2 separate regions of the Mus musculus genome follow, and region 2 is linked to region 1. The links are chromatin loops, found by intact Hi-C in ENCODE. Cell type or tissue: gastrocnemius. All regions are shown on one strand. Links, peaks and the distances in the headings refer to the core of each region. The heading gives the core; the rest is flanking DNA. Region 1 holds the start of Gm41131 (a long non-coding RNA gene). Region 2 holds the start of A630023A22Rik (RIKEN cDNA A630023A22 gene).

Region 1 (15,492 bases), core at 4,395-12,394:
GTGCCTGAAGACAGCTACAGTGCACTCATATACATAAAATAAATAATCTTAAAAAAAAAAAAAACAGAAGAAGAAGAGGGTCAGATCCAGCTGCTGGGCTAAGAATGAAGTAAGTGCTGATGTGTCTGCTGCAGCCATGTCCAAAGAGACTGCCAACTTGACTCAGGTGTTTATCTGTGTCCTGAAGTAGGAGTCATACGACCATGTACCAGGAGGCCTTGGCCGGCAGAACCCTGTTCTAGGTTCTTGGAAGAAATGGAAACGTCCTTTTAGACTTTGAGCAGGATCAGCCTCCATGGTTTCATAATAAAAGAACCTTTGAAGCTTTAAAGCATGGTGAAAATGAAAATCCACCCTCCTAGATTTTTGCATAAACTGATCAAACTAGGCAGGAGTTTTGTTTCGTTTTGCTTTAGGGTTCTTGCAAAAATCCAGGACCTTGCATAGACAAATGTTCCACCACCGAGCTACAACCTCAGGCCCTGAAATAAGCAATACTGACATAAAAGGCACTCTAGGCTTCCAGAAAGAAGGACCCAAGCCACCGGTTCCTGCTGGCCTCCTGGATCCCACCCCCACCCCCCACCCCTGGGGTTGGCCTCCTCCTGACCTCCAAGCAAGTTCAGCCTGGGTCATGAAGCAAATCCCTAGTGGGAAGGCTGTGACTCTTTTCTGAGCAACTACCCCAGCCTCTGTGCCTCTGACTTTGCTATCTCCTGGTGGGGCCAGCAGGTCAAGTTTCCTGATGGCCCTTAGCCTACCCAAACACCCTTGCCTGCCTGCTGGAATCAGCTCTCAACAGACCCAGAGGGAGGAGTCTGCTGCCAACTTCTGGGCAGATAGAAAGCCCAGGCCCTTACCTGCTCCCTCAGTGGCTTTCTCTGTGCGGTGGGCCAGGCCCTCGGCCGCCAGCTTCCCCAGGCCTCCCAGCATCGTATGGCAGCAGACAGTGACAGGTAAAGCTTGCTCCTCAGACTGGAAGAGCGTGCTTTTTATATATGCCTACCACAGCCTGCCAGGCTCCAGGGCACCAAGCCCTTACCTAGCCAGTAGTAGGCTGAGCAGATGAGTCAGGTCAGAGCCTGGGTGGGGCTACCCCAGTACTGTGCACAAGCCTTCTTTCAATGAGCCCCCACCCACTACCCCCTCTTCAAGGACCCTGTGAAGCAGAGATAAAAGGCAGAACCAGAGAGGTCATCTCTGAACAGGTCTGGTCTCCAGGGCAAGGAGCTCAAATGTTCTTCGAGAAGATAGCACTTGGGAACAATAGTTCTGCCAGGTCCTAGCTGGGATCTAGGCTCTCTAAATCTGGGCACTGCTGTGTGCATGATGTCAAGACCTCTGGGGTGCCTGTCAAGAGTCCTGTCTGTGGCCTAGTCAGCCTTCTAAAGCCTAGCACCAAAGCACCCCTGAGGCCAGACACAAGTGGTCCCATTGCCAAGGACCCTGCCCCAGCAGAACAGCCAAGTAGTCGCCCCTAGACAGGGGGCTCAGAGTGTTGCCTGACCGTCTGGAGGGCACAGCATTGACCCATGTGGTCATCCTGGCTCAGTCAGCTGATTTTCTCTCATCTTAGCTCCCGGGTTACCCAGGACTGGGGCAGCCAGCACATGGGGACATGCTGGCCGCTTTGTACCCTGGGGCGGGGGGGGGCAGCTTCTAGGGAAATCTGTGAGTTTAACCGTAGCCACTTCACTTCCCATATCCTAGACAATGAGGCAGAAGACCCCATCGCCACTTGTCTTAACTAGAATTCCCCCTAGGAGCAGTTCTACAGTTTCCTGGTGTGTCGGATACAGAGGGTCAGGGTGCCTCCCTCATTACTCAGGATAGGCAGAGATTCCTCAAGCCACATTCCACATATTACCTCCCTTAATCACTAGTTCAAACAAAGCCTCAGTTTCTCCATCTATAAAATGGGATAGCTATGTCTTCCTGGCTGTGTCATTGATAGTCAGTGGGTCAAGTACACAGGTTCTTGCAAATACCTGTTCCCTCCTGCTCATCCAAGAAATTCCTCTAGACAGTAGGCCCTGCTCACTACGGCAGGGGACCAAGGCGCAGCTGGGATGTTAGACCCCTTGATGCTAAAGAGATGAGGGATATGGACTCCATTGACCTAGGGCCAGGGCCAGAAGGTCATCCAATGTCCCTATTTACATAATCTAGACTATGGCTAACATCTCTTCCCTGTTGAAGCCTCTCTCATCCCTCAAACCTGCCCTGCTAGGTATGACACGACTTAATTAGTGTTTACCAGACGAAGGGCCCTCATAGCCCATGCCCTTTAGAGCTGAGGTCCTCCCACATTCCTGTGTGGTATTGGTAGACCCGGACTGTGATTAAAGGGTGCTATGGGCAGCAGGACCTCCGGTCACATAGCCAAGCCCCATCCATATCATTGCTATCTCCTTGGGGCAGACGTGGACAGACAGGTGACTTGGAAGAGCCCTTCTTAAGAAATAGAAGGCAGGGAAAATGATTACTCAGTGGGCAGAGCACTTGCCACATAAGCCTAAGGGCCTGAGTTCAAATCCCCAGGATCTGCATAAAGCCGGCTCCAGTATGGAGTGTCCATAATCCTACAACTAGTCCAGGAAGATGGGAGGCAGAGGCGGGAGAACCACAGGATGCTTGTGGACTGTCTAGCCTGGTATGTACAGTGGGGAAAAATATGAGACTCAGTCCCAAACAAGGTGGCCGGTGAGGGCTGATACCCTATGTTGTCCTCTGACCACACATATGTCACAGCACACACATGCCTGTTGCAGTCATACACACAATGTACATATACACAAAGACCTTTTTAAAAGAGAGAAAAGAACACAAATATGTGATTTTTGCTACTCGTACAACTGGAGATATATGCGTGTGTGTGTGTGTGTGTGTGTGTGTGTATACATACATACTCTCATGGCTGCAAAAATGACCATGAAACTAAGGTCCCTGGAACTCAAGTAAGTCCAGTCCTCCCTACTTTCCTCACTCAAGACAAAGTTCCAGAGTATTCCTTCCACTTGGGGTGTTAGGCTGGGAAAGGAGTGTACTGATGGGGGGTGCTTCAAAATGCATGGAGATAGTTTTGGAACCATCAAAGGCCCTGTTTCCATTGAGAGTGCATGTGACCCCTACTCTCATAAGGGTCCTCTCTTGCTATTCCCCTGCCAGCTTTAGAATGGCCTCTGGACCCCTCCCTATAAACCCTTCGTTGTTCTCAGCTTGGCTCTCCTCTCTGAAGCTCACTAGCCCCAACAGACCCTTGTCAAAAGTCAGCCCACACAGCCCAAGGTGCTGTTCCTTCCCCCTGCCCTTCAGGCCCTGCTGCCCAGGAACACTGCCCTTCCTAGGACAGCGTCTCTGGGTGAGCACTCCAGTGATGTCACTCGACTACCCTTTGCCCAGACACACACACCCCCAAATGTCAGGAAAAGTCGAGGGACTAGGAGAGACCAAACCATCCAGAGATGGACTTAGGTCCCTGACCCCATGGCTCTGGCCCTGGTCCAGTCTTACTGGTCATTCAACTCCAACTGTGACCTGTTCCCTGGTCTCCCAAGCCACCCCGAGTGTCCTGAGAGGTCTTCTGTGCTCCTCTAGACTCCTGAGAATGGATCCCTTTCTAGCCAAAGATTCTCCTAACCATGACAGATTCTGTGTCACGGGGTAGCTTTCCTCACCTGCTTGAGACTGAAGATACCTCAGGTGGGAGAGTCTGCCCTCCATTGCCCCATCTTGGAAGACACTCCAGGGGAGCAACCCTTGAACACAGACACCCAGGCAAACCTATCCTGAGCCAGCAGGCCAAGTCTAGTCTTCCCTGGGTCAGAGAGAATCTGGCTTTAACAGGAGTGAACCAATTTTCCAAGCAGAATTTGCTCAGCAACCCAGTCTGGCAAAGGACCTGCTGGCTGAATCATCAAGTCGAGGAAAGCTGATTTTTTAAATACCGATTGCCAACTTAGCAAACACCAGTGCTCTTTTTAAAATATTTACTCTGGGTGGCTAAATACAGAGACTGCTGTCTCATGTCTGTCTAAAACATCCAAAGGGTGGTCGTCCATCCTGCCTCCGCTGCCTCATACTTCAGCTCGCAGATCTGAGTTTTTGTACTGTATACTGTACCCACAAATCCTGCACATGCTGAGTCCTCCCAGTCATAGCAGAGCCTTGTTCATCCAGACTCTCATAGACCTGGCTTGTGGGTCACCAGAGGAAGCTACACCCAACAGGCTGTGTCATCTTACACATATTCAGGCTATCAGCAAGATTCCTGGTGGAAACCAGAGAGCTCAGAAAGGGACCATTCACAGGGGCAAACAATAACAGACAGTGGGACACTAATCATCAGGAATTATAGCAACTATTATCTCTCTAGATATCTCGGGGGGACATAAGATCCCTGCCTCCTGGAGCTGTGGCTGTGGAAGAGTCAAGGGACAGAAGCTGCCGCCATCATCCCAGAAACATGGACACATCTAAACCATCCACAATGGGGAAGCTGCTGAGAAAATAGCTACCTCTTCAGCTTCCAGCCAGCATCTTCCTTCCCTCTGACTGGTCTCAGTTAGGCTCAGAGTCAGGAGCCCAGGTAATGCAGCCCAGGAGAGCAGTCCAGGGGAGCTGGTAGAGAGTGTGTGGGTGTGGAAGGGGATCAAAATACCAGCTTATCCTTCCAGAAACAGTGGCTTAATTCTAAATCGCCTCTCTCTCCCCTCCTTAGAATTGTGTGGGACAACAAAAGAAAGAAAAGAAAGCCGGTATCAAGCCTAATTTCAGAGTTGGTACGGCTGCTGTGAAAAGCAGTGTGGTGATTCATTGAAATCCTGAAACCAGGAAGATATAATCCTGGTTCCTTCTGCTGCAGACCCAAAGGAAATGGAAAGGCTGTCTCAAAAAATACCCATACCCCTATGTTCTCTGCAGCATTAGCCACAATAGTCAAGATGGAAACAGCCAGATGTCCGTCAAGGAAGGGTGTCTTAGCTGGGTGTGATGCTGCAAGTTTGCAGTCCCGAACTCGGGAAGCAGGAATATCAGGAGTTCAAAGTCGAGCCTCAGCTACATAATGAGCTCAAGGCTAGCACGGGTATGTGAGACTCGGTCTCAAGAGAAAGAAAGAAACAAACAAACAGAATCAACCAAACAACTAAAACCAAGCAACAAAAAGTAGCTAACAAGAGTTTACTATGTATGCACAACACAATGTTAATCAGCTTGAAAAAGCAGGCTTTGCCATTTGCCTCGACATTCTGCTAAGTGAAACAATCAAAGTGTAGACAGACAAATGTTGAATGACCTCACTTGTATGTTTAGTCTACAAAAGCCAAATCCACCGATGCAGAGAGTAGTGGTGACAGGGATGGCACACTGAATAAAAGCACAGATCTGTGCTGGCCGCGGGGCTCAGGTGGGAGGGTTCTTGCCTAGTGTGCATGAAGCCCCAAGTCAGATATGGTGGCCCACACCTCTAATCTCAGCACTCCGGACTCAGGTATAGGCAAGATGATTAGACATTCAAAGACACAAGCTCCAGGCCAGCCTGGAATCCACAAGTCCCTGTTCAAAAAAACCAACCAGACAACCAGATTACCTTCCCACCTAGGCAGGGCTACAGAATACCATGAAATAATTAGCCAGCAGGAAGTTACTCCAGGTTGCCTCTTTGTTTCCACAAAGATTAAGGTAGAGGACCTTCATTGTCTTGCTAATTGAACCTGGCCTCTTTGGTAACTCTGCAGTTTCTTTTGTCCAGTCCTCTGGGAGGGACAGATAAACAGAAGGGTTTCATCTTGGTTCCAAGGAACTTTAGCGAAAGTGATTCCATTTTGATTTTTTGTTTGACTTGGTTTTTTTGAGACAGGGTCTCTTTTCATAGCTTGGGCTGTCCTGGAACTCACTATGTAGATCTCCACCCCCGCTCCAGCCCCCAGCCCCGCCCCTGCCCCCACCTCCACCTCTCGAATGCTGGAATTAAGGGCATGGGCCACCACAACCGGTCCTTCATTAATTTTTAACCTGGTCTTTGCCGGCGCTTACTTCAAAACAAGGCCTCCTGTAATATGTATTTGACAAAATCAACAAACACCAATAACACTTAATGTTCCCCATAGTCCCAGTATGGGTCAAGTGTTTCTGGGATTTGCAAATCCTCCCAGATTTGCAGATGAAACAAGATAAAATCATTTTATTTAGAGCAAAGTGATATTGCAGATTAAGGGCAAGGGGCAACAGTCCAAATAGAATGTGGGCCACATGAATGAAAATACTCAAGGCAGGGAAGGGGGCTGGAGAGATGACTCAGAGGTTAAGAGCACTCATTGCTCTCCCAGAGGTCCTGAGTTCAATTCCCAGCAACCACCTGGTGGCTCACAACCATCAGTGATGGGATCCTATGTCCTCTTCTGCTGTGTCTGAAGAGAGCAACAGTGTACTCACATACATAAGATAAATCAATCTTTAAAAAGAAGAGAAAAGAAAGCACTCAAGGACCCCGCTCGTTGAGTGGGGCTTCCTTTTATGGGGTTCAAGAGAAAGAGGGCTGGCTTCTAGCGTGTAGTTTCTACTTTGACAGCTTAGGCCTTGTATTCATTCTTCTTACTGAACATGTCCTGCCCATAATGCATCACAATGATAACTAGGGAATTGCCCCTAAAAGGTTACTAAAGGACACAACTTTGTCTCGCTGCACATACACTCAAAACTAGGTCAGGCCAGATTGGCCCTTGTATCGTCATACCTGGAAAGGATAGAAATTGTCTAAATTTGAGTGTTACTGAGGGTGGGGAAACCTAAACTATTGTTCAGAGATGGGAGGTCATGTAGCTAGCTGCAGGTGGAGGGCAAGGGGCTCTGAGGTTGGTAAGTGCATTTGGAGAGGGGTAGCTGTGTACACAGTAGAAGCAGATCAGGGAACTAGGCTGTCAAGTGCATTATTACAATAGGAGAGAGTGTGCATAGCCAAAACCAAACAGGGGTTGGGGAGTGGGGGATAGGGGTGGGGGCCGTGTTGAGACCAAAGTGCCAAATTATCTCCTAAGCCTGCCAGGCTCATTGAAAACGCAGGATATCCAGGCTGCAGAGCCTGTGCCTCTATTTCCAGCTACTACATAAGAGGCCTCCCTCGAACACCAAATCCCCACCAGCAAACACGGGCAACTTAGTGAGACTTCCCATCTAAAGGCAAAGGGTGATGTAGCAGGTGATGTAGAGACTGTGCCTAGCTAGGGTCTATGAGGTACACAGCCAGCCCTTCCTGACTAAAACTGTATATTTCTTTTTTGTGTTGTGTGAGTGTTTGGCCTGCATGTGTCTGCCTGTATATGTACTATGTGTATGAAGTGTTCTTGGAGGTGAGAAAAGGGCTCCGGATTCCCTGGACTGGAATTGCAGATAAATGTGAGGCACCACGAGGTACTGGGAACCAAACCCAGGCGTTCTACAAGAGCGGTGACTGCAGAGGCACCTCTGTATACCCACACCTTTCTTTCTTAACATCTAATATCTTTAAAAGTAGAAAATGCCAGCTGGGTGGTAGTGGTGGTGGCACACATCTTTAATCCCAGCACTAAAAAGACAGAGGCAAGTGGATTTCTGGGAGTTCAAGACCAGCCTAGACTACAGAGTGAACTCTAGGACATCCAGGGCTGCACAGAAAAAAAAAAACCCAAAAAACAACCAAAAAAAAAAACCTGCCTCAAAACAAACCAACAAACAAAAAAGAAAGAAAGAAAACATGCCATGCATACTGGAATATTATAGCTCCTTATGGGCCCTTTACCCAGTGGTAAATATCGTTGTCTCAGATCCCAGATAGCTTATCAGTGTTTCAGTCTTGAAAACAGCTCTGGAGGAACGACTTCACCCAATCAAGAAGCAGCAGAAAATACTTCAGCCTAAGGAGGGACCCGAAGCTTTTACTATCTTCAGCTGTAGATCTAAGTCAAGAATAAAGGCGTGGCTGGGTTTGGGCAGTGGCATGCAAAGTAGAAAGGAGAGGGCTAAGAGGGGGCAAGGGAAGGAAGAGAGATTGGCAAGTAGGAAATTCTGCTCTTGCCTGCTTGCAGTCTAAAGGGAATCAAGGTTGGGAAGCTGTCAGGGACTTGCCTGTAACCCCAGTACCGGGGAGGTGGGAACCTAGGAAGGTAAAGAGTTAAATGCCAGTCTGGGCTATCTATGCACTGAGATCCTGCCTCAAAGCTGAGTGTGTTGGGCCACGGCACCTGAAGAAGAGCTTGACCAGGTGGTCATCGAGAGGGGACTGAAGTGGAAGCTAGTCAGCTGAGACAGAAAGGGAAGGCCTGAGACAGCGGGCAGGTGGCTAGCTAGTGCTCGGCTTTGGAGCGCAGCTAGCATGGGAAGACTTAGCTTTCAACTGGAACAGAAAGCCTAATTCAGAAACGTGTCACCAAAAACTTTTCCTAGAAGCCCTCTGAGCCCACAGACTTGACCTGTCCTCTCCTAGCAAGAACTGGGCCCCACATCCATGCCTAAAGCAGAACAGGTAAGACGCAACCACGTGGGCCGCCAGGGATGAATCCCTGAGTCACACTGGAGAAGGAGAAACAGCAGAAAGACAGTGCGACATCTTAGGTTCAGCTCTTGGCCCCTGTTTCCGACCCAGCACTAGTTCCTGCTGGTGAGGTCTTTTGGAGATACCAGAAATCCCCGACAGCCCGAAACGTCACTTTAGAGCTTTCTCCTTGAGCTGGAGGTAATGGTATCGGCTCCTGCACACTTGAGGAGGTATTCTTTGCGGGGGAGGGGCAGTCAGCCCCATGGATCCAAGTCTGGGTGCCAGCCTGGAGGGTGAAGAAAACCCAGAGCAAAGGCCTTTTTGAGCTCGTGGAGATACTGCCCTCAACTGGCAGGCTGAGGAAGACCTTCAGGGCCAGCCTGGAGCCAGTTTGCAAAGGAGGCTGTTTTTAATCTTGGAGGACCTGGGAAGGGTATGGTGTCCCGTGTCGTCCCGTCCCCCCCCTTTTCTTTCTTTCTTTTTTTTTTAACTGAAGTGGTAAACCCTTTATGTGCCAATTGGGGAATGGTGTTACTCGGGCGGCAACAATAATTTCAAAAAGGCCTGGAGATGGGAAGGGAGGCGGATGGAGGTCTCCCCGGATGTGTCTCTGATGAAAGGTTTCCTAGGCGTAGCCTCACCCTGTGGCATCTGTGAGTCACCCAGCAGCAGGGCGCGCCCCGGGTTTAGGTCCCGTGCGTGGACACGTGCTGAGTGCTGGGTGGGACCTGGTTTTGCAGGATCCCTACTCAATCTGGGACTTGTCGGACGAAAATGTCCAGCTTCGTTCTGGACCAGAAATTTATAGTTGGCTTGAGAAGAAAGGGGAGCTTAAGGGAGGTCGCACAAGCACACTGCCTCACAGACGCTGCACTCCAAGGCCACTGGCACAGGGTTCCCCGCGCACAGGCTTCTTCCTTGAGGGACTGCGCTCCGGGTGAGTCACCGCAGGGTGTGGCCGGGTCCGCAGCTCCCGCGGTTCTGTAGCCTGCACTGCCTCCTGTCGCCTGAGGGCCCTTCCACCCCCAGGCGCAGGTTCCCCTCTCCCCAGCCTCCAGAAGCACTCCTTCAGCTTCAGAGATGAGTCCCCAGAGGATCGGGGAGCAGGTTATTCCCATTGTAGGTGCAGTCTGCTTCCGGGAGAAGGGAAGCTTTGAATTGGGGAGCTAATGAGCAGTAGGCGGCGGAGAGGATGGGAAACCCGCCCCTAACGGCGCCAAAGAGCTGGGCCCTGCTTGGTGGAATCACTGAAGTGAACCCAAAAGGATAATAGTAGCTTTAATTAAAGGCACATCAAGGAGACAGCAGCTGAACAGAGCTCCGGGCCAAGCTCAGCCGTTCCCAGACTGGAGAGAAGTGCCCAGTCTCCTCACTGCTGATGGCTGAAGATGGGCAAAGTTTTGTCAGATCCTGGCTAGCAGTCTGGTCCTTGGGTCCCTGGCAGCACTTATCCACGCCTGGGAAAGGAAGCAAGACATAGTACGGGGGCAATGCCCTAGGGACCCATAGCTGTGCAGGGTTAAATCTCATTAGAGTCTGCTCCCCCAAAAATCTCACATTGAACCAGAGACTGTGAGGAGTGTGCACCCCCCTCCTCTTCACCCTCCACCCCCAATACCACTAGACTTTTCTGTACAGCCCTCTGGGATAGGGCCATCCTTTTCTCCTCTTGGAACAAAAAGATAGTGTCCTTAGCCCTAGGGCATTGACTTGAAGTTGAAAGTATAACCTAAAAACAAAATTCTAGGCCTTTAGGCCCAGGCTTGGGAATATGACCTCTGTGCCTCATTGCTCCAAGGTATGCTAATCATAAAACAGATAGCGACATTCCTCCACCCACCCCCTTCCTAGGTTCAAAGAGTGTTCATTCAAAGAAAGTCACCCTGACCATTGCCGGAACCCGCTATGCAAATGTGCTATTGTTAGGGGCTCTTAGAAACTGTCTTGAGAGATAACCTGCACAATTACCAGGTATTCCTTTCGACTCTTGTGACTTTGCACTTCCTTGGGACTCTTAACTGGTATCGCCCTCCCACTTCCTGAGTTGTGGTTTCTTCCTTTAAATACCCCCTTACTCAGCTACTGGGGCGCCACGGTCCTCTACCCCTGCGTGGTGTATGACTGTGGGCCTGAGAGCGCTCTTGAATAAAAATCCTCTTGCAGTTTGCAGCAAGACCGTTTCTTGTGGGTGATTTGGGGTGTCGCCTCTCCTGAGTCAGAACGTGAGGGAGTCCTCACGTTGGTTGTGGGTCTTTCAAAGTCTCTTGCCTTGAGCCACTCAGATAATGAAGGTTGGTGAGTCCTGCTGCCAGAGCACTTAGTAATCTATAGCTCTGGGCCCCTCCTTCCTGGCTTGTTTCCTTAATAAGGGAGTTAGATGTGAGAAACTAAGGCTGGGACCTGCCTAACAGGTGACACTTCAAAGTAATAAACAGCTGTTGCTTCTCCCCACCCTACCCCCACCACCCAAAGGAGGTTGAAAACAAAAAATTCCATTGGGATCTGGGAACCTCTTGGTCCCATCTGACTTGTACTGGGAGACCCAGCAGGTGGAGGTCTTGCTGGCAGAGGTCCACCTCAGTGAAGCTTTACCATAGCCTGGTGTTGGACCTGTTACCTGCTTGGCTCCTCAGATGGGCTTCAGCAACCACCAAAGCATTGTCCCAGATAGGTGTCCCGTGGCTCCTTCATCTCAGGGAGACTATGTCAGAGGATTTCACACTACAGAGACCTGCCGCTCCTGTCAGTGTGCCTCAAGAAGGTGCTGCTGCTGATGGTCAGGTAAGGCACTGCTCACTGACACCCTGGGCATCTTCTACTTGCTGCATCTTGTCTTTTGTGTCCTTGCTGCCACGGCTTGGAGGAGTTCTGGGTTGTTGAGGACATCTGCAGTGGGTCAATCCCGCTGACTGTGCTTTATCTAAACATCAATTTGGATTTTTAAAAGTAAGCCAGAGCCAGCTCACCCGGCCGAGGGACAGGGTAGGAGCAGGTCAGCAGACAGAATTATGGGGGCTTGAGGAAAATAGGGAGTAAAAGGCTGTGAGGGATGGAGGAGTGGAGACACGTGCAGGACCTTGGGGGTTCCTCATGGGGAAGGCGGAGACCCTAACTAGAATGGGCAAAGCAACTAAAGAATACAGAAGGGCTGAGTTCGGATTCAGAAGACCACTCACCCAGTGGGTGTGGCTTCTCCCTCCTCTGCCTTGGGGATTCCACCTGACGATCATGGGAGCTCTCAAGGCTGAAGATGATTCTAATAGACACTTAGCAGGGGTATTTCTATTGCTCATTTGCATGACGTATGTACGTGCGTGCGTGTGTGTGTGTGTGTGTGTGTGTGTGTGTGTGTGTGTGTGTGTACGTACATGTTTAGGCCCTTGGAGTAAAACCCTGCTAACTCAAGCTTGTTTGTTCTCAGAAAAAAGGAAAAGATTTGGGACTTTGGTAAGGAAAGGCTGGGTGTCTGGACACTTGTGGGTGCCACTCCAGGCCCAGCAGCCCTGAGAAGTCCCTGATCCCAAAGGCGAGGAGAGGGATTCTAGAGTTTGGTAAGTCAGTCTTTGATGCTAGTCCTAAACAAACATTACTTAACTGACTAACATATCTATCTGCATAGTTAAAGCATGACCTAAAAGTAGAGATGACAAAGGGGACACACGTGCCAGTCACCCTTAAGATACTTTGACAAGCCCTGTAAAGTTTGTTTAGTGAAAGTGGCCTCCAGATTCCCAAAGTAACCTAGGTGACTGTCATCATTGTAAGCCATGTGGCCAGGTGCAGAAATCAGGGAGAGGTCTGCTGTGTCGCTCAGTCGAGTTTAGTGATTTGTTTAATTCACTTTCTTTCTTTTTTTTTTTTTTTTTTTTTTTTGGTTTTTTGAGACAGGGTTTCTCTGTGTAGCCCTGGCTGTCCTGGAGCTCACTTTGTAGACCAGGCTGGCCTCGAACTCAGAAATCCGCCTGCCTCTGCCTCCCTTAATTCACTTTCTTTCTTTCTTTTTCAGGACAAGACCTCTCTGTAACCCAGTCTGACCCTGAACTCACGATTCCCCTGCCTCTGACTCCTGAGAGCAGCATTATTTATTTGTGTGTGTGTGTGTGTGAGAAAGAGAGAGAGAGAGAGAGAGAGAGAGAGAGAGAGAGAGAGAGAGAGAGAGAGAGAGAGATCACACGCATGTGTAGCACAATGTGAATGTGGAGGTTAGAATTCTTGCAGGAATCAGCTCTTTCCTTCCATCATGTAGTTCCAGGGATTGAACTCGGGTCATTAATCTTAGCAGCAAGCTCTCTATCCACTGAGCCAGCTTACCTGCCCCAAGTTAGTGATTTTTAAAGTCAACCAAAAAAGCCCAGCTTGGCTCCTATCTGTAATGCCAGCACTTGGGAAGCGAGGGCAGGAAGGATTGCTGGAAGTCAGAGGCCAGCCTGGACTACTGAGTGAGACTCTGTCTCAAAAGAGCAAACCAAAACCCCTAAAAGGCAGCTGTGCATGGAGGTCTACTGCTGTGATCTTGGAGGTAGATGCAGAAGGGTCAGGGGTTCAGGTCCACTTCAGCTACATGGTAAGTCTGAGACCAGTCTGGGATATATGAGATCTTGTATCAAAAAATAATAATAAAAATAAACCATAAATATAGTGGTCCATGCCTTTAATCCCAGCACTCAGGAGACAGAGACTGGCAGATCTCTGTGAGTTCAAGGCCAGCCTAGTTTACATAGCAAGTCCAGGACAGCCAGAGCTACACAGTGAGACCTTGTCACAAACAAACAAACAAACAAACAAACAGAAAGGTTCCATTTATGTAAAGATGGGGAGGCTGGAGAGATGGACGGCTCAGCAGAGAATGTGCTGCTTTTTCACAGAATTGGAGATTAAGTTCCAGCATCCGTGAAGGTGGATCGTACCTGCCTCCCTCTACTCCAGCTCCAAGGGGTTTGACACCCTCTTCTGACTTCTGAGGCCACTACCCTTGTGTGCACAAACCTCCTCTCAAATACATTCATATACACATAAGTAAAAACTAAACAAACCCAGTCAATATTTAACTTTCAAAAAGGAGAGAAAAAAAAGAGAGAGAGAAGGAAGTTTGTAGGAGTTTGGTCTGGTGCTGCTTGTATTCAAATCCCATACTCTAAGATCTGGTTACCCCCAATGAGGGGATCCTCACGTACACCAAGGGATGCTATGCAACGTTGCTCCCCAAATTAATTGGTGAATAAAATGCTAAAGCTTGTGATTGGGCAATAATAGATAGCGGTAGATGAGTTTTCAGTTACCTGGCTGGGGGTTGCAGGTGGGGGGAGGAGAGAAGAGCGAGGAAGGAGGAGGGAGACATCCTCATGGGGTACATGGATCATGAGCACATAACTATGGGGGTCCTGCCTACTGGAATAGGAGCTGTCCAGGTGGAGCATGTCAAGTAATACCTTGGGGCTATTGACAGGGAAGTAGACAAAATAGCACAGAGGGTTGATATCTGCCTGGCTCTAGTGCTTTAAGGCTTATTATAAATATAAAGCTTTTGTGTCTTTTATTTGGGTGTTAAATGATCTAAGGTGGGGTAACCCGCACCCCCCAAGTAATATTTCCCTAACAGAAGTTAACTAAAAGCAGCTGAGGTTGGAAGGTTTATTTTCCCAAGGTTAAACATCAGAAGGCCTGCAGGAGGAGCCAGGGAGTGGGACTCCTTGAGTAAGAACAGGCCTAGGACTAGAGCATGGCCTTTCTTTTCCAGAGGTTAGCCCAGAGCTTGGGACTGAGGTTAAAGGCTGGGAGCACTGCAGGTGCCTGTAGGTCTTCCTGGAGCAGGCTGACCTTGCTGTTTATCAGTTGAGTCCAGAACAGGGATTTCGGGGAGCAGAGACCTCTGCAAAGGCATTGGGAGGTACGAGACTTAATAGGCCCAGGTCTGCTGCCCGTCCTCCACCCCAGAGAGCTCCCAGGTGGGCACATCTCTCAAGCAGGCACACTTCCTGGGCAGGCACATGTTCCTGAAATTTTGCGTTGTGGGAGGAGGTATGTTTGGGAGCACACTGACTGCCCTGAGCCTCCTTCCTCCCATCCATGGGACCACTGGCCCTCTGTTCTTTCCCTCCTCCTCAGCAGTGGAAGCCTGCGACTCACCCATCTGGATTCAGGAGCTCAGGGGCAGGTTGACTGGGCTATTCTTGACCCCTGCTCCCTATTGCACAGGCTGGGTGGGAGATAAGTGTCTCAGGCCACTGTGGACTCAAGCTCTGGCTCTGGCACTGGCACCAGACTGGAGGCCTGGACAAGTGGCTTAAGAGTTCTGAACCCATACTGAACATCTAATAAACAGGTGAGGCCCCTAAGGAGGATTCCAAGATGAAACAGCCTCATGCTAGCCCCCAGTCAGGCTGGGTGCCTGGGCTGTTTTGAAATTTTGAACTGGCTCCATGGATACCATAGCTGAGCATGAAATCAGGCGGTTCTGGAACAAGACTATCCAGCTTGTACCTAGTCCGGAGACCACTCAGCTCTGTGCTCTTGGGCACGTTGTTTAAACTCAGTCCCTTAATTCCTTCTTTTTTTTTTTTTTTTTTTTTTGTTTTTTCGAGACAGGGTTTCTCTGTATAGCCCTGGCTGTCCTGGAACTCACTAGGCTGGCCTCAAACTCAGAAATCCGCTTGCCTCTGCCTCCTGAGTGCTGGGATTAAAGGCTTGCACCACCATGCCCAGCCCCTTAATTCCTTCTTAAGGCTTACCATGGTGCATACCAGCTATTTATTCATCTTCAGCACTGAGGTTTGAACCTACGGCCTCATGCTTGGTAGGCAAGCATTCTGCCACCAAACTATACTCCCAGTCCCAAATATGTCAACACCATTTTCTTTATGATGTCCTGTAGTCTCCTGGGCTAGAGGGGAAAGGAAAGCCCACCTGTCTGAGGATGTCAGGGGCCATGGAAGGTGCCTTGGGTTGCTCTGCTGTCCCTGTTCACCCTGTGGTTGAAGCCC
Region 2 (15,492 bases), core at 4,705-12,704, 260 kb before region 1:
TAAGCTTCTTTGGTTACATGAAAATTCAAGATGTGGGTTTCCACTCACAGGGTACTCTGAGACCCACAGCCATTGTTCTGTGGCAATCTATGTGCAGCTGAGTAACCAAATTCTTAAAGAAGATGCTTCCTGGATGTGACAGCTTAGCGATGTCTTCTAGCAGACCTTACTTGGTGACTTCAGATGAGTCCCACAGATGCCCAGTGCATTCACATCTCGCCCTTTTCCCTGGCTGTTCTGGGCCTTTGGAGCTGTGCCCACTCCCCCAGGCTCTGCCCTTGCCCTACTCTCTGCCTTACACAAAGCCTTTGTTTTGGAGCTAGGTGGCACACAAAGAAACATGCCAACCCTTACACAATACTAACCCTTAACGCCCACAGAAACACATAAACAAATACAAATGTATGCCACACAGCCTGCACCCTCCTAACATTAACAGAGTTTTCCTGTTTGCCAGTGAAATGCACCCGGAACGTCCACAGCTACTTTGCAGAGAGACTCTACTACGCCATGAAGGTAACTGTCCTGGGTGCTGCCCCCTCTGTAGTCAGCCCTATATGATGTCAGATGTACAACAGGGGTACTCAGAGTCCCTGCCATCTGAACACTGGGCTCTCTCTTGGTCTAATCTCTCATGTGTCAGAAAGACTTGCTTTCTTAGAGGGCCAACTAAGCCTTGGGAAGGGAAGCCACAGTCCCTGAAGGAACATTTGAGCAGGTTCATTGAAGACTCATGGAACCTTGACAACAGCTCTGAGTGGTCCATATCACCATTGCCATCTGAAGTGTGGTGTGTCTAAGGCTTGTGCAAGGCCACACCCCTTCTAAGTTGTAGAGCCATGCATTGATCTCAGACCCATCAGCTTGTGCTTTTTATTGTCCTGTATCTCCTCATTGAAGACAATAGGCAGGCATGGCTGGAATCCCAACCCCCTTGACATGGACAGACTCTGGGGACATTGTCCCAATTGGCATGTCAATTTTCCTACTCATGATCAGGTGCTAACTTCAGATTTCCTCTTTCCTATAAGGCTGCCCTGGCTTCAGAAATAGATGATCATGCTGTTCTTCCTGAGTAGAGTTGAGGGTATCTCTAACTAAACTGGAAAAGAAGCATTTAAAGTAATTCTCAGTGACTAATTTCAGTGCCCAGCTTCTCTAGTAATGATGCTGGCACCATCTAAAGTGAGAGTCATACCATCAGCCCCAAGCCCTCTGGACACATCTGCACCATGAAGGAGAGAGAGTGCTATTTCCTTAGTTATGAAGCGCCGTCTGACTTAAGACCAGGCAGGGATGACAGAGAAAGCTGAAAGATCCTGCTCATGAAACAGCCACTTGAGTGACATTACAGTGATGCTGCTCAAATAAGAAGTCTTCCTGGAGTAGTGAGTGTTTTCTGACTAGAGTCTGATGCAGTAAATCAAATGCATACCACAACTCCAGGCATTGGGCTTCTAATAAGACAAGGCACCGCCACTGAATGAGGAGATTGAGAAAGAGGAGCTCTTTGTCATGGGCTGTGGATGGAGCTCCCTTCTAGAGCACTTGCCCAGCATGCGCAAGTTCTTGGGTTCAATCTTAGCACCATCAAAGAATAGAATTTGGGGAAAAGAAAACAAACCTGTGTCACCAAAGTCCCCCTCTTGGTGTGCTCCCCACTGAATCAGAGGCCCACCCCTGCACTTCTAGTTCTTTATAAATCCCTACACAGGTTGGTCCATCCTTACAGAGGTAGACAGGCAACAAGAAACATGATGGCTGACTGTCACTGTCTTATGCAGGGAGCAGGGACACGTGATGGAACGCTGATAAGGAACATTGTTTCCAGGAGTGAGATTGACTTAAATCTTATCAAGGGTCAGTTTAAGAAGATGTACGGCAAGACTCTCAGCAGCATGATCATGGTAAGGCACAGGTTCTCAACTGTACTGATGCCAGCTTATGACACAGACATTCCTGGGATGTGAGATGACATGACTGATGTCCCAGATGACCATCCCTTCCCCGTGGGCACCTCACGCTTGCATCAGTTACCGGATGGCACACACAGAGACCAGGAAGGAGAGACGCGTAACTATGGGTGTATCAGGGAGCATGTGGAGACTAAAGAAGCACAAAGGGCTGCCCTTATCCCAGAAAGTGGCTTTGCATTTGAGCTATGGAATATACCAACGCCTTGCAAAAGGAACCATTTCTGAAGGGACAAAGAGAGAACGTAGTTTCATAGAAATCAGGGCCCCCTTTTGGTCCTACATCTAAGTAGTCCAAGTAAGGAAGTTTTAGGCTCCAGTGGATTGCCTACCTACATTCCAACTAGTGAAACTCCCAGGGTATTAAGTGCATAGGGAGGGATCCCTGCTAGGACTGAGATGGCCTGTCTACAGATTTCATTTCATTAACTATTTCATTGCCAGAAGTCAAAGCATGACAAGAATATCCCTTAGCTACTCAGTCAAGTGGCTAGTTCTTCTACCAGGTTGGATTGTTGACGAAATTAGATAGGCAACCCATAGTTCTTCCACCAGGTTGGATTGTTGACGAAATTAGATAGCAGACCTCTGCGTTTGCTGGTTCAGACAACCAAAGATTGAAAACACTCAGGAAAAAAATTAATCTATACTGAACACACACATGCTTTTTTTCTTGTCACTATTCCCTGAACAATGGTTATATGTCATATAAATTTACATATTATCTGCATTGCATTAAATATTATGAACAATCTAAAGATTGTTTAAAGTATAGGAGGGTGTGCATAGGTTATAGCCAAGACCAGCAGCATTTCCTATCAGGGACTTGAACATATTCAGTTTAGTATTGGTGGGGTCTTGGAACCATTCTCCCATGGACACTGAGGGACAAGTGTTATATTTTTAAAACACTACTTTAAGAAACTTCAGGCAGGATGGCATCAGGGAGGCAGGCAGTAAGATAGAGGTGTTGGAACTATTTTTGTGTTTTAGATTTCACAACGAAGTTGCTCAGGGGATGGGAGATTAAGCACAAGCCAGCCTGGGCTGCCACTAGGTCACCCACGCAGTACACCTCATCACAGATGGCATTTTATAGATGAGAGAGCATGTCTCACCGAGGTGAAAACAGAGTCTGTGTATGTTGACAGAGCTGTGGTCCGGACCTGCATGACCCAATCTGCCCCATGCTCTCTCTATGTCTAGATGTGACTCTGGGCTCCTTACTTTCAGCCTTGGCTCCCTGACATGCAGTAGTGGGTGACGAATATATATGGCTCATGTTGAATAAGTGAATGGCTCTGTACTCCTGGGTCCTGAGAGATGCACAGGAAAGGAGCCTGGGGAAGTTGACTGAATAAGGAAACGACCTGCAAGCCTTCCTTGTCTTAGGGCTTAAGAGTGGATCTGTGTCTGTGACTCACTTCCCTCAACCATCCCCCATCGGGCTGGACAGAGAATCAAAAGAATAGTCTGAAACATGGAGGAAAGAGCAATAAATAGCATTACATAGAACTGTGGCATAGAAACACTTGAAGGGACAGGCCCCACCCAGGGAACACAACTTTTAGTAATGAAAACAGAAGAGAAAAGCCAACATCATAAAACTCCCTTCTAACCACCCCCTTGTGCTTCCTTCCTCTAGGCCGACACCAGTGGTTACTACAAGACTGCCCTGCTGAACCTTGTGGGCACTGACCTCTGAAAATGTCAAAAAATAGAACAAGGGCAAGAAGTGTGAGCCCAGCCCCTGCAGCTTCAGCCCCGACCATGGGTGGGGGTAGGGGACACCTCATCTGGCTTTTAGTCTTCTGTTGCCCAGTTTCTGATGCTTCTCATCCCATGCTTCTGACCCGGATGATGAGACCAGCCTGGGTTTCCCTTCCACCTCTCCCGTCAGTCATTTCTAGGTATGTGTATACCGCCCACCCTAGCATTACCTCTGAGCAAACGGAAACATCAACATGAAGAAAGAAGCTTGCAGTGTCCTGTGGGTCATTCCTTCCCCTTCACACAAAATCTCCTGGGCACAGGGCACACAGATGCCTTGGCTCTGACCCATCTACTGAGTCAGGGTCTTCAGAGGAAGAACCAAGGAACATGGATTTCTAGCAGTTGTCTTAGCTGCTAAGCATCATTATCAGGCAGCCAGTGAGCATGTGGGAGAGCACCTCTATGAGAGGACACGGCCGTGGATCTGAGAAAGGGTCACATAGCTCTGCCAATCGGGACACTCACTTAACGGAAATTGTTAGGCTCTAGGTGGAGGAAAATTCTTACACCATCCTAATAGCACGCATTAGATGGGATTACAAATCCCCGTCCTGACCCAAGTACGCTGTGGTCTGAGAAACTCGGGCTTGTCCAGTCATTCCCTCCATGCTGAAGCTTGCAGACTAGGGAGCCGCCCAGCCCTGAGCATGAATCCCATCCTCTGATCGTGGTCTCCGAGCCTGAAGAACATGACAGAACTCTTCTCAATATTCGTTGGGCTTTCAGAATCATAAACATTTGTACTTTCAAAAAGTGTCTGTGGATTTGTGGGGGGTACATTTGTGTGTACTAGGGTATATAAACTGGAGTGTGTGTGCACTGGGGTATGTGCATTGGGGTGTGTGCACTGGGGGTGTGCACTGGGGGGATGTATGCATTGGGTATGTATACACTGTGGGTGTATGTGCACTGTGTGTGTGTGCACTGGGGTGTGTGTGCATTGAGGGGGGTGTACTGGAGTGTTGTATACTGGGGTGCATGCACTGGGGGGTGCATGCCCTGGGTGTGTGTACACTGTGGGTATATGTGCACTGGGAAGTGTGTAGTGGGGGATGTGTGCACTGGGAAATGGGCACTGGTGTGTGTAAACTGGGGTGTGTGTTTGCACTGGTGATGTGCACTGGGAAGTGTGCACTGGAGGGGTGTGCACTGGGGGTTGTGTGCACTGGGGTGTTATGCACTGGGGTAGAGGGCATGCTTACTGACTGGAAGGTCAGAGGTTGACATCCAGTTGTCTTCAATTTCTTCTCAACCTTAATTTTGTTGTTTTATTTTGTTTGTTTGTTTGTTTGTTTGTTTTTTCAGGACATGGTTTCTCCATGTAGTCCTGGTTGCCCTGTAACTAGCTGTGCAGACCAGACTGTCCTTGAACTCAGAGATTTGGATGCTGGGACTAAAGGTGTGACCCACCAGGCCTGGCTCTCCACCCTAGGTTTTTTGAGATAGCGTCTCTCAGTGATCCCGGAGTTCACTATCTCTATCAAGCTTACTGACAGGTGAGCTCCTTGGACCTGTTTGTCCCCATTCCTCAGTGATGAGGAGAGGGACACGGAACCCCATGCCCAGCTTTATGTGGGTGCTGAGGATCCCAACTCAAGTCCTCACGCTCGCACAGTGAGTACCCCCGGAACCAACGTCCCAGCTCCGTCCATGGGTTCTTATCTGAGAAACAGAGCTTTAGGAAGCAAACCTGTGGGCATCTCCCTAAGGCAATGCTTGGAGTGACATGTGTCCCATATAGCCCTGGGGACAGGACTTCTAAATGGTGATTATTTCCATTCCCCTCCTAGTTTGTGACCCAAATTCTCATATCTCAGGGATAAGTGAGGCATTAAAGTTAGTTAGTCCTATAGCAACCTGCAGCTTTTCTGTATTCTCTGCTACTCACGCACCCAGGGGTGACCCTTGCTGAAGTTGGTATATATAGGGTACACTTGGAAGTATCCATAGATGAGAATTTATTTTTTTTCTTGAATGGTCCTGTCTTTTTTCTGTTACTGTATCTGTAGAGTCCTTTCCAACTAAGCCAAAGTCTGTTGGAAGACCCTGCTATTAAGGGAGTGGTCCACCATGTCCAGACAGCTCTCTGAGCTTGGAGTAAAATGGAGGACTTCCTCTCTCTCCAGGGCTTCCTCTTCCCTGAGCTTATCTGGAGAGTGTCTCTAAGCACAGGTGCCTGACCGTACCTAGAGGATGACCCTGCACAGAGCTTCCTACAAATGCACACAAGTCCCATTCAGCTCTTCCCGCACATGATCAGTCGGTACTGTGCTATGACCCATCAGCCCGTCCTGCCCATAACCCCCAAAACCTTACCTCTGAAACATAAAACAGATCTGTCTCCCTGAAACTATCTCCAGAAGTCCTTCCGGCATATTCTCAGCTGTACAAACCCTGCTCACAGCTCCTGCTCCCTCTGTCCTCATGGGGCAGCGCCCAATGCCCCACACTACCCCAAGGAGACCCACAGTCACACAGTCAGCCTCCTTTACCTTCTCTGAGCACCCTCCCCATGTGTTTCTTCTCCAATTCCAGCTTCAGCAGCAAGCCTCCCTCTCCCAGGGTAGCCCTAGCACCCTCTGCTCACTCTGGCCTGCCTTTAGCAAGAATCCTGTTTGGTGGCTTTTGTCAGAGTTCCCTTTACCTCTATATCTCCTCTGACCCTTGATTCCCAGTCCCCATTATTCGTACAGAACTAAGTCAAGTACATGCAAGGTCTCTTCTCCCTTCATGCAAGCTCTAGAGAGAATCTGGTTTTACAACTTTAGTTGTTACCCACCTTGTTTCTCTGTGACCACGGGTGCTCTGTGCTTACGGTCTAGCCAGGACTCTGTACCGAGAAAGGCTCGTCCTGGTGCTCCAGCTCCTTAGCTTTCTCAGAGAGCTAACCCATCCCAGAGGCTCTGGTCTCCTATCAAGGTGTGTGACTCCCTTGGAGCTAATTCATTTCCTTCTGTTGCAACATGAGCTGACAGACAAGGGCTAAGCAGCCGGGAAACTGAACCCAAATCTATGGCTGTGGTGTAAATCAGTCTTCTTCCTGTAAGAGCTTTGGAGGGCTTCCAATAACCTTTTAGGGATTCTTTTCTGCTTAAGCAACCCATAGTAGACAACTGTACTGGCAGCCCTGTTACACAGTATTGCTGTTCTGATCACATCATTCTCAGAAAAACCAAGTACTGTGCAGGCCAGAGCTTTGCCCTATTCATTTTTTAATATCAAGTATCTGAGTTAGTTACTTTTCTATTTGCTGTAACCACACACATGACACAAACAACTTATGACAAGAAATATGTGTTTAGGTCCCTGGTTTCAAAGGGTTTGGTCCATGGCTATCTGGTCCGCAGGAACTTGGACAGAGCATCACAGTGGCTGGAGCATTACGTCAGAGAAGGTTCTAGCATCACAGCAAGCAGAGCGAGAGAGGAAGGGGCCAGATATCACCAAAGACCCCCCTCCCTGTGACCTCCCTTCTCCAACTCCACCCCATCTCCTGAACTTGCAAGAACCTCCCAAAATGCACTACCAACGTAGGACCAGGTTTTCAACACATGAGCCTTTGGGGGCAGCTCAGATTCAAACCCAACTATGTCTAACATGCATTTGGCACTCAGCGAATGGTTTCAAAAGAAAGGCAAGTAAGGGTAAAGAACTCGAGGACAGAACATCTCGCAGGTATAAAACAGGGCTTTAATGGCCTCAGATTCTGAGGCCTCTCTGTGGGTCCTCGGCCAACCCTAGTAAACAGTAGCTCAGAGGCAGATCTAAGGGAAGACGGTAGCTGCTCTCATTCGACTGCAAACGGCTTCTAAGTCTGCCACTGTTGAGACTGATTGAGAAGACTGTATCAGACCACCAGTCGGGGGAGACTTGAGGGCAGTGACCAGAGCAAGAGCTTGGCACTGGTGTCATGCTGTGGGAAGGGTAAGGCTGGAGTGTTGGCCTTGGCCTGCCTGGTTTTTATTCTTTAGCCACAGAAGGACTGTCTTCCTGGAATTTGAATACTTGGCAAGAAATAGAGGGGAAATGAATTTGTGGTCAACAATTTGCTGTTACCTGAACTATGCATTCTATATGACGCCAAGTTGTGGCTGGTCAAGTAAAGTGTTAAGGTGAAGTTTGAACAGCTAAAGGCTGACTTAGTACTCATGAAGCAGACAGGGCAGGAAAGAGCATTCCATTCTAGGAAAAAGGTATGCAAACAGCAGAAGGGATTGGTCTGTCCCAGACGTGCTAAAGGAATGCTGTGTTAGCGCCCACAGAGATAAAGACAGAGGTGTCAGGGGCAAGTTAGTGGAGGCTCAAACTGCTACAGGCTGAGAGGCTCAAAGGGTTCCCACAGATGGTGGGGTGCCCTTGCAGGGATATGTAAGAGAGTATCTTCATGCTGGCTTGGGGGGAGATATGGGCAATGGTTATGGCAACCTGCAACAGAAAGGCTGAAGTAACTGCCAAGCGTGCAGCACTTTGTGGGTCCAAGTCAGGAGGCTGGTCTTAATCACCGTCCTTGTAGAGGGTGCTTAGAATGTGTTATGGTACCCCAAACTTGTGCACTTCTGTCCCCTTAGCAAAGAGCAGGCCCTGACAGCCATTGCTCCTACTAAGACCTTAAGTATCTGAAATTCATCTGTGAGCCTCAAGGCTAAGCCTGAGGCTCCAGGCACTTTCGTGGCTTCCTCATGATGTGAAGTCAAAGTGGGCCCAGTCTGATGCCTCGGTGGCCTACGTTTGCCCTTATCCCTCTGCCAGATGATTCCTGGTTCTGGGCCTGGCTCCTGGACGACCATCTGATTGAATACCAAGACCACCAGCTTGGTTATTAGGGCTTGCCCGCCTGTGTGATATGCTGTGAGCTAGACTCCTTCAGTGTCTCTCAGTCCTGAATGCCCAGGGTGTCTGATGCTTGGTATTGAATGGACACAGTCCACTCAGTCTGCCTAGATCCTTCAGAAACTCCCTAGGGCCCCAACTTTGTAGCCACATCTTCCTCTCTTCCCAGAATGCCTTGCTGCTGGAGCACATTATTTGGCCATGGTGAATTGTCACCTTCCACAGTTCCTCTTGGCTCTGTTGTCTTTGGCTCCGGGCCACTGAGCTTCTCGTCCTGAACTCTTCCCTATCCTCCACCATAAGTTGTCCCTAAGGGAACAAGGAGAGGGCCTCTTGCAGATATTGAGGGCACCCTCCCCCCTGCCTTCTGCTGTGACTCTGGCGGCCCATCACGTTTCCCTCTGTCCACAGCCAGCAAGGGCCCACTGCTAGCTACGAGCCTGGGTAAAGCCACAGCCTGCTGGCCTGGAAACCTGCTCTCGCAGTGCCCTCTGGTGGCTTCCTTTGACCAGAAGAAAGACTAAATTGATTAGCTCTGACTCCCACCGGCCTATTCAGGGAGGAACTGGAGGGAAACCCTGCCCTCCTCAGCAAGGCTTGGGATAGTTACATGCTGTCCCGTGCCCTGGGTTCCTAGAGTTGTGTGCCTTAGAGTTGAGAAATCCATGTCTCCAATAAATCCATGTCTCCAATAAAACTTCAAAACCTCTTCACTGTACTGCAGTGACTCTCACAGGTCAGTGTTGGCCTTCTTGCCCAACCTGTCCTCCAAGAAGTGACCTGTCCTTGCCACCTGTTTAAATAAACCAAAGCATTTCTACAATAAACCATTCACTGTGGGCTTTTTGATGTGAAGAATGGGTTTGAGACAGGGTTCCTCAACCTTGGCTGTCCTGGAACTAACTCACTCTATAGACCAGGCTGGTCTCAGACTCATAAGGATCCTCTTGACTCTGTCTCACAAGTGCTGGGATTATGACATGTACCACCACCACCCAGCTAAAATAGGCTATCTTTAATCTTGGGCTAGAAAACTATTCTTAGTCAAGACAGAGAAGTAATAATTCCAATAGAAAAATAATGATAAGTTAGACTTCAAAATTTTCAACTTTATCTGTAAGAGAATCAATCAACAAATAAAGGACTAGAAAAATGAATATATATATATGACATGTTTCCAGAGTATTTTAAAATTCCCATAACTCCATTATAAAAGGCCTAATTTAAAGCATGAACTCCACAAAGAAGCAACTATGGGCAACAACATAAAATATGTGTGCATTTCAAACCTTCAGAAAGACACATGTCTCATACTGCTAATAAGAAATTAAAATAATGTACACATTTGCAAAAGGTGTTTGGTCACTTCTTATTACTTTTAAACAAACACTTTTCTGTGGGATCCACCAATCCACCCGTGGTGGTATTTAGAGAAAATTATTCATAAAAGATAAAAACTAGAAAGGATCCCAATGTCCATTTGCAAGGAGGTGAATGAAGAAACTGGAGTGCATCAGTAGGTGGCAGAGGAGAGAGGCTGTATCTATGCTCAGTGTTCTGACCTGTGAAGCTCTGAATGATTAATACTCTAACATTCCCTGAAAAAAACAAGCCTGATATGACCACTAGCCTGGCACCAGGGTGCCCATACAGGGAGCTAGCCTGAGACAACCAGCCATTAGGCATTGCACAAACCCTGATAGGATCCCAGGGCAGGGAATGAGCTGGAGACTAGAAAACCCCACCTGGGTCCTCACCCCCTCCCCACCGCAGGAATGAGCCCAAGACAGATGACCATCACACGGAAGTCCTCAGATAGTTCAGGGGCAAGGAGCAACCCAAACGACCACCAGTCTGTCACCATGGGGCCTGGACAGGGACCTAGCCTGAGATGACCACCAGTCGAGAGCAGTACAGGCCTAGTGGAGCAGACCATGCCCAAGACGATCCTTACTCAGCGCCATAATGGACAGGAGGAACACAGCACTCCTAAGACCAACCCAGAGGCTCAGAGACCCTGGGCTTGCGCCACTAAGAGGAACAAGTAAGTGGTGGAGAAATGGGAAAGAAAGAGAAACAGAAGGATGGGGAGGGGCAGCAATGAAGAAAGGTAGAATGGGGGGGGGGGCGATAAGGAACAGCCCGTGAGTAGCCAGTAATGCCTCCTGCAACCACCAGGGGGCCTCGTCTAGGTCCTTGGCCCTGGGGCAGCAGGGATCTGTTACGACCAAAGGCTGGTGTTACCAGGGCTGTGCAGAGCTTGCCCCATCCTTCACCTGGACATCCTTGGCCAACTGCAGTACTCCAGAGAGCCGGCTCAGTATTTCAGGAGTTGTGGGTTAGCAGCCCCAAAGGTGTGAGAGCATGGGAGAGCTGGTCCCACCAGTTGTCTTCAGTGAAGGGACAGGGAGAGATTCCCTGCCCTTCACCCCTTACCACCAATAGCAGACAGGAGAGCTGGTCCCAACACTATCAGAGCTCAGAGTGGGAGAGCTATCCCTGTTCCTCACCAACTGTAATCTTGGAAGAGCTGCCCCTGCACTTCACCCGGGCAGCATTGTAGAGCTAGCCCTGGATGCAGGGGTTATGAGTGAGCCGACCCTGAGGGTGTGAGCACAGGAGAGGGACCCGGACTCTTGTCTGCTCTATGGTGGAGCTGATGAGGGAGAGATCCTCCCCTCCCGCGCTGGTGAATTCATTCATAATTGGTTGTCTAGACATTTCTCTTTTATTTTTTTTTCAAGGATGGTTTTCTAGACATAGAATTCTTGAGTGATTTTTTTTTTCATTTTCTGCTTTGACTATATGGCCCCTTTGCTTTCTGTCCTCCGAAGCTGTAGTTAGTCATATTAAAGTGCTCTTGAACGTGGTAGCTTATTCTTCTAACGCCACTTTAAAGATCCTTTGTGGCTTTGATGGTTTTGATTCTGCTGGGAGTTTGTTTCTTTTTATTCAACCAAGGGCTTACTGGATTTCTTGAATATATAAATCAGTGTTTTGTGGCGAATTTGGGATATTGATGGCGATTGTCTCTTCAAACATCCTTCCAGCTGCTGTCTAGTCTGCTCAGATCTCTGGAACTGTTGGGTGTTTCTCACTCTCCTTCCTGTTTCTTACGCTGTCTTCAACTCACAGACCATTTCCTGTGCGCATTCTGAAATGCCATGCAACTTCCCACTTCTGGATTTTTACTTTTTACCCTCACACTTGAATTTGACCCTCTCTCTAGCATTGTGTCTCATCACTGAGATCTGCTCTCTGCTTAGAAAGCACTGCTGTCCTGTGCTTCCAGTATTTGAATGTGGTTTCCTTCCTTCTTTTCCTGTGCTTATGGAGGGTGATCTAAAGTCTGTGACAGCGTGTCCAGTGTCTAGGTTTCCTCAGGGACAGTGCACACTAACCAACTGTTATATTCATTATTTTTTCCCTAAAAATGGGCCATACTCTCTTGAATTTTTTTTTTGCACTTCTCATTATTTTTTATATTTTTTATGCTTTAGGTAAAATAAAAGTGATATTTCTAAAAATAAGACATAATCCTTCTCTAGGATCTGTTGTTATTGCTGTTGTTGCTGCTAGTGATACATTTTGTTTGTTTTGTTTAGTGATTTTCCTGAACCACTTCATATTTGTCTAACTAACTTGCTATAATATATCTAATAATAACCTAAGCCTTTGTTATATGCAGTCACAGAAATGGTGTCTCAGCTTAATGATCAGCTAATGCTGGCACAATGCTATCTTTTAGATCCCTCAGATTAGTGATCAACTAAAGATTACACAGAGGTATCTTTAGATCCTCTGTGCCCCTAAGTCCATTCTTTGCTGAGAAAGTTTTTGTGTGTTGGGTCATATATTCAATGTTCCAGCAAGCACCTGCCATTGCCTGTAAGTTATTCAGAGGTTAGCCCCATGTTAACCCTTCTACCTAGCCAGGAATGTTAGAGCTTTTCAAAGGCATGGACAGATCTTGTTCTCCAATGTTTCCTTTTAAATTTTTGACATGTCTCTTATTCGATCCAACTCATCCTGGCCACCAACCGCAGTGGTAAGCAAGTTCCATGAGTTGGTTTTCTGTGTTTTGTTCATTTATTGTAGTTGCTTTGTTTTTTTATTGGGAGTAAAGGCGGTTGGTTGGTTGGTTGGTTGGGTGAGTGGGTGGGTGGGTAGGTGGGTGGGTGGTTGGTTGGTTGGTTGGTTGGTTGGTTGGTTGGTTGGGTGTGTGGGTGGGTGGTTGGTTGGTTGGTTGGTTGGTTGGTTGGTTGGGTGGGTGGTTGGGTGGTTGGTTGGTTGGGTGGGTGGGTGGTTGGGTGGGTGGGTGGGTGGTTGGTTGGTTGGTTAGTTGGCTGGCTGGCTGGCTGGCTGGCAGGCTGGTTAGTTGGTTTTTCTATACAAATGCGCTCAGGATATTTGTGCTGTCACAAATTAATCTCTGAACCATGCTAAATGGGAAACTCTTCTCGAATGGAGCTCTTCCAGAGAACTGCAAGACAGTTCAGTGTCAGTTCCCCAAGTGGGAATTCACAGGGAGCATGAGCCTGTTCTGTCAGCACCAGAGTCTCAAGGCTTCTGTTGTCCTCGATTGCCCTGTGAAGCTGTCTGCTTTCAAGTGTCCCAGGGAGCTGGGGAGAGGAAGATAGGAATAAGCAACCTCAAATACCATGCTTACTGGCTTTACTTGGGTTTCATTATTTTTTTATTGACTAAATGCTATTTAAAATGTTGAGAAACCCCCAGCTAATTTCCAGAACTATGAAATAATTGATCATAATGATTGTTGTTGAAAATGTTTCTCAGCAGTCTTCCCGGGACCCTGGATCTTACAATCTTTCTGCCCCCTCTTCCTCGACGCTCCCTGAGCCATGGCTGCAGGAGTTATGATACAGCTGCATCCAAGGGGCTGCGGTTCCCACTATCCGTCGATCTTTGCATTGTACCCAGCTGTAGTTTTCATTGATGGTTTCCATTTGCTGTAAAAATTGGCTTCTTTGAGGATGGGTGGTAACTCTACTTATCTCTGGGTATAAGGATAAGATTTAAAATATAAAGGAATCGTGCTGCTCCCGATAAGCAGCAACAGTAGGTTCTTTCCTAAGGCCAGGCACTCACTAGCCCTGAGAAGCTGGCTAGGTTTTCAGTACCAGGCATTATTTCCTTCCTGATGAATGGCATACACAATGCTATGCTATTCAGTTGTACAGAAATATGAAATTGTGCTAGAGAGCTGACTCAGAAGTTAAGAGTGCTTGCTGGCTGCTCTTCCAGAGGTCCTGAGTTCAATTCCTAGCAGTCACATGGCTCATAACCACTTATAATGAGATCTGGTGCCCTCTTCTGGCCTGCGGGCACATATACAGTCAGAAAGCTGTATACATAATAAATTTTAAAATATTTTTTTAATGAAATCACTAAATTTGCAAGTTAATGGATGGACCTAGAAAAGATTATATTGAGTGAAGCAACCAAACCCAGAAAGGCAAACACTACACGCTCTCCCTCACCTGCGGGTTCTAGCTCCAGTTCCTCAGACATGAGTATATAGCATGAAGTAATTGCAAAAGCCAGGAAGGTATAAAGGGACCATGGGTCAGTTGGCTATAAGGGGAACAGCAGGACATGGATGATATGAAATGAAAAGGAAAAAGTGGGGAATGAGGCTCCAGCTGGGATGGACAGAGGGAGGTCAATATCCACAAAGAGCACGGTTAAATAACACCAAGGTTGTTTGATACCATCTCATGAAGTCATATTATTTTATATCAACCTAAAATTCTGCACAGTACATATAAGTGGGTGTATATCTATGCACACACACACACACACAGTTTAAAGGAAACTAAGCCACTTGGCCTGACAATGCCCCCCACAAGAACCACAGACTAATAAAAACCCCAGTAGCAGGCATGAGTAACCTCCTTTTGAATGGCTGGTCAAGGTCATCTAAGTGACCCCCCAAAAACAATATAGATTATCACTGCAGCATGTTTTTGCCTCTCAGTGGTTGGAGGTGGCCCCTGTTGCTGAAGACACCACACACTCAGGACACCAGACAAGGACGAGTTAAGCTGGACCTGACCTGAAAACTTCACTCCTGCAGTCTAGCCTATCAGAAAACACTATTTGAGATGCCGAGCGGGGAGGGAGAAGACAATTCAAGAGTCCTACCCAGCCACAACAGCCGTGACAATGACCAGCATGGCAAGATAGCCATAAAGATGCAGAGAGGAGCACTCACATGCTGGGGGCAACCAATGGCTGCCTAACTGGACTTTTTAAATAGTTGTATTTATTTTATTATTTCACGTGTATTGGTGTTTGTCTACTTGTGTATCTGTGTACCACATGCATGTCTAATGATCCTCGGAGGCCACAAGAGGACATCAGATCCCCCGGGACTAGATTTACTGATGGTCGTAAGCTGCTATGGGATGCCGGGACTTGAATCTGGGTTCTCTTGACAATGCTCTTAACAGCCAAATTGTCTCCCTACACAGATACTTTTGGGGGGTACAGGATCTCATTTTGTACAGCTATCCTACAACTTGCTATGTTGACTGGACTGGACTTGAACTCACAAAAAAATCTTGCCTCTGCCTCCTGAGTATTGAGTTTAAAGGCATGAACCACCAGAACAGTCCAGAAAGTTCTGGCTAAGCCCTGTGGCCTTTATCTAAAGCACATTTGCATTTTTTATGAACCATGTTGGCTAAACTTACTAGAGATCCAGACATCTGCTTTTCTAGCAGGTTCTTCTATAGTATTTGTTACCAATAAGCATTCCAAGGGGTCTCATTCTATGTGGCTGTGTGGATAGCCAGTGTTTGGAAGTATCCAGAACCTCCACGCCTTGGCCCTCCATTCCCCACTTATCAGCAGTTTCCCAGAGTACCCCAGACCCTGGGACCAAAATATGCTG

What was found. Hi-C counts contacts between places; a loop is a spot of excess contacts. Peaks named below come from ENCODE experiments on the same cell type or tissue, not always from the same donor. Only the 100,000 strongest peaks of a DNase experiment are listed, where the experiment ranks them.
Region 2: it touches region 1 in a loop (2.9-fold over the local background); 2 of 42 quality-filtered maps call a loop at or near these places.

Annotation. Positions count from the first base shown.
Region 1 is chr14:34,354,426-34,369,917 of GRCm38, forward strand. Gm41131 (a long non-coding RNA gene) reads left to right here and starts at 10,702. Exons shown (of 2, transcript XR_874521.1): 1 at 10,702-12,063; 2 at 12,519-13,146. Fam25c (family with sequence similarity 25, member C) reads right to left here and starts at 968. Exons shown (of 3, transcript NM_183278.2): 1 at 861-968. The coding sequence starts at 933. In gastrocnemius, for the core only: CTCF peaks have their summits at 8,860 (motif pointing left) and 9,522; DNase peaks (open chromatin) are centred at 8,830, 9,192, 9,533 and 9,764; H3K4me3 peaks cover 1,630 bases; H3K27ac peaks cover 2,224 bases.
Region 2 is chr14:34,096,073-34,111,564 of GRCm38, forward strand. It overlaps A630023A22Rik (RIKEN cDNA A630023A22 gene), which reads right to left and starts at 6,682. Exons shown (of 5, transcript NM_001251843.1): 1 at 6,526-6,682. It overlaps Anxa8 (annexin A8), which reads left to right. Exons shown (of 12, transcript NM_013473.4): 10 at 458-516; 11 at 1,785-1,907; 12 at 3,619-4,499. The coding sequence ends at 3,678. It also overlaps the pseudogene Gm24998. In gastrocnemius, for the core only: CTCF peaks have their summits at 9,071 (motif pointing left) and 10,762 (motif pointing right); DNase peaks (open chromatin) are centred at 9,038 and 10,765; H3K4me3 peaks cover 224 bases.